Regions from separate parts of the Homo sapiens genome. Here region 1 is linked to region 2. Evidence: chromatin contacts called from ENCODE Hi-C or POLR2A ChIA-PET data. All regions are on one chromosome and are shown on one strand. The core of a region is the stretch at or near the end of the contact, and the rest is flanking DNA. Distances in the headings are between cores, read along the strand shown.

Evidence for each region. Hi-C counts contacts between places; a loop is a spot of excess contacts on that map. ChIA-PET counts read pairs that join two places held with the same protein, here RNA polymerase II (POLR2A). Pooled maps may share reads with other maps.
Region 1: a pooled map shows a loop between it and region 2 (2.7-fold over the local background). The contact joins two enhancer-like sites. A Hi-C loop is called at or near these places in 1 of 168 maps with a recorded cell type or tissue (endothelial cell of umbilical vein) and 6 of 50 pooled maps. POLR2A ChIA-PET finds 5 or more read pairs at or near these places in 5 of 52 experiments (A673, HEK293T, Panc1 and 2 more).

The regions. Positions count from the first base shown.
Region 1 is chr10:103,541,458-103,544,157 of GRCh38, forward strand. The region is part of intron 1 of NEURL1 (neuralized E3 ubiquitin protein ligase 1); the gene reads left to right. Among named protein-coding and RNA genes, the nearest start is that of NEURL1-AS1, 25 kb to the left of the region's middle. Within about 2 kb of position 1,419, at least 6 of the 41 ENCODE cell types and tissues checked have a DNase peak (open chromatin) inside an H3K27ac peak, as active enhancers do.
Region 2 is chr10:103,470,035-103,472,734 of GRCh38, forward strand. No RefSeq gene overlaps it. Among named protein-coding and RNA genes, the nearest start is that of CALHM3, 7.9 kb to the right of the region's middle. RefSeq lists an enhancer at 913-1,112. Within about 2 kb of position 1,362, at least 16 of the 41 ENCODE cell types and tissues checked have a DNase peak (open chromatin) inside an H3K27ac peak, as active enhancers do.

The DNA.
Region 1 (2,700 bases), core at 169-2,668, 71 kb after region 2:
CTTGGAGTATCCTTCAGCCAGAGCCACAGTCCCTGGCCAGTGGAGCCCCACATCTCCCAGGAATGGTCCTGCCTTAATATCCCTGCCACACGCATCACTAGCTGGGGTGAGCTGTGGGAAGCATTGCCTTGGAGCAAACATGGGGATGGACTTCAGAGCTCCACAGCTGGGGCCATCAGTCAAGCGTCCACCCTGCAGTGGAAGATCCAGAGGCCCATTTTCCTGGATGACATGGGGATGACTGGGGTGAGGGACATGAGAAGGTGACTGCTGTTGTCTCAGGCCTATCTATTGCAATAACAAATGCTGGCCTGCACTGACTTAAGCAGTAAGGAGCTGTACTATGCAGAAAACCGGATGTCCCAAGGTGGGTGGCTTTCAGGGTTGGCTGAGTCAAGGCTGTAGGATGAAGTACTTCCCATCTCTCTACTCTGCCATCCTTGGGTTGGTTTCCTTCTAGACCAGTAGTGACATGGCCATGGTGGTCCCAGGAATTGCAGCAGGACACAGTGATATCTGGAGAAAGGAGAACGACCCCTATGTTCTGTGGAGCAAGGATCCCTTTCTCAGAGGGGTTCCAGCACATTTCCCACTGCTGGGAAATCTATGCCTCATTGGCCAGAAGTGGGTCACCTGGCCATTCTTGACCATGTCACTGAGAAGGGGAATGAAACCATTGTGATTGGCTTATTGCCAGGGTATGGCACGCTGGCTGTATGTGAGAATTGCTTGGGGAGCTGGGCCCCACACTTCAGATTTCTCTATGAATTGGTCTAGCGTGGATACTGGGCATCAGTAATTGTTTTTGTTTTTGGTTTTTTTGAGACAGAGTCTCTCTCTTGCCCAGGCTGGAGTACAGTGGCGTGATCTCTGCTCACTTCAGCTTTGACCTCCTGAGCTAAAGCGACCCTCTCATCTCAGCCTTCCAAGTAACTGAGACTACAGACACACACCACCATGCCCAGCTAATTTTTATTTATTTTTTTGTAGGGACAGGGTCTTGCTATGTTACCCAGGCTGGTCTCAAACTCCTGGGCTCTAGTGATCCTCCTGCGTCAGCCTCCCAAAGTGCTAGGATTACAGGTGTGAGCCACCACACTTGGCTCTACCAGTAATTTTATTACCTCCTAGGTGATGCTGATGTGCAACCAGGGCTGAGAACTGCTGTTGTCTTGGGGTGGTGTAGATGTTGGGCATCAGCCACCATGTCCATTACAGTCACTTACTAGTTTTTTGTGGCTTAGACAAGTCACTTACCCTCTTTCAGCTTTGGTTTTCTCATCTGTAAAATGGGGTCTGGCAATAGTTACCTCCTGTGCTTCCTGGGAAGACTGAAACAGTTCGTGAGTGCTCGTAGGCTTTGCAAACTGTAAGTCACTGACACCCGGGGGCTGGCTGCTTATCATTCTTATTCAATTTGGAGGGAAAGCACAGCTCCCTCTGCTGCCAAGAACAGCCAGGGCAGAGATTTCTCTTGAGCACAGCTTCCTGTCATTAAAACAAAAAAACGAAAGAGAAGGGAAAACGACAGACTGGGAAGCCACAGGCAATTGCAGTGGGCTTTTTTCTTCTTGGAAGGCGTGGGTTTGAAGGCGCTGCTATAAATGGTTTATGCAAATGAGCTGGAGGCGCTCTGTCCCCTGCCGCTTTAATCCGGGAGAAGCTGGGAGGGAGCCAGGCACAAGGTTTTCCGCCCCTCCTCCCTGTAGTCCTGCAGTGGGGTGGCTGGGGGCAGGCAGATGCTCTTCTGCTGCCTCCAGGGAAGATGGTCAGATAAGGCTCTGCACTCTGGCTCCCCCATGTTCCAGGACACACCTGGCTGCGTGGCTTCTTGGCTCTTTCTGCTCGAGTGAGCACAGGCTAGTGCTGCCAATAGTACTGCAGGAACAAGGAGGGCCCCCACTGGTGCTGCGAGGTCACGGCCAGGCAATCTGTCACCTTTGGGTCTCACTGGGTCCACAGGGACCTGGGGCACTGGAGAGGAGCAGAAGGGGGAAGAGTAAAGAGCCCGCACCATCGGCTCCAGGCTTTCATCTTCCCTCCCTCCTCCTCCTCTTCCTCTTTTCTTCCTTTCTTCATGAAATCTACTTTGAGCATTATGGAGTGACCACCTTGTCAGATGCTAAGGATCTAGAGATAAAAAGATACCTTTCTACCTTCAGGGTGCTCCCAGTATGGGAAGGGCCTCCTGCCATGGCTGCAGGGCTGGGGCTGCACAGAGGACTGGCTGGACAGCCTTGGAGAGGGATAGTCTGGTCTATTCCATCCCAGGGCATTGGGATGATCTCAGAGGAAAGGCTCTTCTGAGCTGGGGGCTGAAGGTGAGGTGGGAGTGTTTGTGGGACCAGTGCCAGGGAGGGGCACTCCAAGGAGAGGGACAGTGTTCAAAAAGCAACAGACAAGTGATGTGCCATGTTCTAGAACACAACTGGCTCGTGTGCATGGAGCATAGGTACATGGGGTGGGGTAGGGGGGGTCATGGAAGGTGAGGCCAGACACATGGGCTGGGGTCAGTTCACAGAGGACCTTGAATAATCCCCAAAGTGGGGGTCGAGTTTATCCTGATGCTCGGGAGCCACAGGAGGTAGAGGGCTGAGTCGGGCAGAGATGCCCGCCTGGCAGCCCTGCAGAGGGGGACGGAGGCTGGAATGATTGTCCAGAGCAGGATGATGCTGGGGGCCTGAACCATGGGCAGAGCCA
Region 2 (2,700 bases), core at 112-2,611:
TGGCTCTTTGTTCACTTGTTTTATCTCTCTATCCACTTCCAGACTCGAAGCTCCATTAAGACAGAACTATCTGTCTTGCTCTCTGGCCACTCTAGGCATTCAGTGAGTATCTGCTGAATAAATAAATAGAACATGCTTTGCCCCTTGCCCAACTTTATGCCTTTGTTCCTTTTTCTTTTTTTTTTTTTGAGACGGAGTCTTGCTCTGTCACCAGGCTGTTGCAGTGGCGTGATCTTGCCTCACTGCAACCTCCGCCTTCAGGGTTCAAGCGATTCTCCTGCCTCAGCCTCCCGAGTGGCTGGGATTACAGACGTGCTCCACCACACCCAGCTAAGCTTTGTATTTTTAGTAGAGACGGGGTTTCACCATGTTGGCCAGGATGGTCTTGATCTCTTGACCTCGTGATCCGCCCGCTTCAGCCTCACAAAGTGCTGGGATTACAGGCGTGAGCCACTGCGCCCAGCCTATGCCTTTGTTCTTATTTCTTCCCTTGAGATGCTCTGCACCCTCCCTCCATCTTTCTTTCCACATGTCCAAATCTTTCCCATCCTTAAGACCCATTCAAATGGCACCTTCATTGTGAAGCCTTCCCTCACCCTCAACCCCCGCCCCACTGAGAGCCTCCTTCTCCCTGCTAACTCCCCATGGCACCTGGTTTGCCTTTATTAGATCACTTACACCTTATGCTTTGGATTCTCATAATTTCTGTACTCACCTCTGTCCCCCTAATAAAGTGCCAAGATGTAGACTTTGCTCTCCTCTAGGCCTCTGCCCCTTGCTGATGACTCCCCTCTCTACCCCATCCCTGCCCCGCAGACGTCCTGCTATGGCCTCCATCAGCACAGATGTTGGCCACAGACAGCATACCCGGGTTCGCCCCATGCTTTTCTACTTCCTCAGCACAAGGAAGCACAGCTCCTTGAGGGCAGGGGCAGGTCATCAGTGTATTCTCTCTTCCCTATTCCCTGGCACAGTGCTTTCTATGCAGTAGGTGCTCTATAAGTGCTCAGTATAGGAAGATAAGAGTATTGATTGCAGTCGGCGACTTTTTACTCCAGATGCTGCTTCCCTGGAGCCCAAAGCAGCCTCCCTGAGCCTCCTTTCCCCAGGCTGGGACCTCACTCATGCAGACTGGGCCGCCGCCAAGGTCTCCCTCCTTCCTCCACACCCTATCACTGCTAAAGCTTTGCCTAAACCAGGTCCCAACCCAGCACTATTTCCGACATTTGCATGGCCTGACCGCAGCCAGTAGGTCGGGGGAGGCTGAGCTGCAGGGATTTTCGGGTCTCACAAGGTCTCTTGTCAAGAGCCCAGGAGCACAAAAGTTGCCTGATGAAGGGGGCAGGCTCCAGGGTGGGGGGCATCCAGGGGCCCCTGTACTTCCTGGGGTGCTGAGGAAGTAGAAAAGCATGGGGTGAACCCAGGTCTGCTTCCTGTGGCCACCATCTGTGCTGATGGAGGCGACCACAGGGTGTTGGGGGTGGGGGTAGGGAGTGGGGGCTGGATGAGTCATCAGGGAGGGGCAGAGGCCCAGAGGAGAGCAAAGGCTAAATCTTCCCCAAACCCTTCCTGTTCGGGCTGCCAGAGATGGAGTGGCAGTTTTGTTTTTTTGTTTTTTGACACAGAGTTTCGCCCTTGTTGCCCAGGCTGGAGTGCAGTGGCGCGATCTTGGCTCACTGCAACTTCTGCCTCCCAGGTTCAACCTATTCTCCTGCTTCAGTCTCCTGCGTAGCTGGGATTACAGGTGCCCACCACCACACCCGGCTAATTTTTATATTTTTAGTAGAGACGGGATTTTACCATATTGGCCAGGCTGATCTCAAACTCCTGACCTCAGGTGATCTACCCGCCTCGGCCTCCCAAAGTGTAGGATTACAGGCATGAGCCACTGAACCCGGCCTGGAGTGGCAGTTTTTCCAGCAGAACTAACACCGGCATTTCAAGGGTTTTTATCCCTGAGCTAGAACCCACACTCCTACTTTGCTCTGAGGAAATCTTCACCAGGGTGCTAACCTCTTGCTAAGGGCAGCAGTAGATACCCCTGGGAATGTCTAGGGGAGGGGGTCATCTTAGGAAGGGACCTTGCTGAGCCCAGGGCTCAGGCTAGCGGTGGGGCAGGTGGTGCATGGAAGGTGAGGGAGGAGCACCTGCCCCCGCTGCAGGAGAGCAGAAGGCTGAGAGGAACTGAATCTTGAAGGAGGAGGACCCAGGCAGGGCTGTTTGGCCTTGGTTGGCCAGAATTGGTGGGGCCTGGGAAGGTAGGAGCTGGGAGAGTCAGCCCCTTGACATTCAAACACAGAAATATCCCCTCAACAGGAAAATATAAAAGTAGTCATCTGTAGTAGCCAGCAAGAGGCACTAACTAGTGGTTTCAAGAGGAACTCAACTAGCAGAGCTTGCTAGAACTTGCTATGAGAAACTTGGTATAAGCTGCTAGAAACCCCAGAGAATTAAAGACACAAGCCCGGGCATGGTGGCTCACGCTTGTGTATCCCAGCACTTTGGGAGGCCGAGGCGGGTGGATCACCTGAGGTCAGGAGTTCGAGACCAGCCTGACCAACATGGTGAAACCCTGTCTCTACTAAAAATACAAAAATTAGCCGGGTGCGCATGCCTGTAGTCCTAGCTACTCGGGAGACTGAGGCAGGAGAATCGCTTGAACCGAGGAAGCAGAGGTTGCAGTGAGCCGAGATCGCGCCA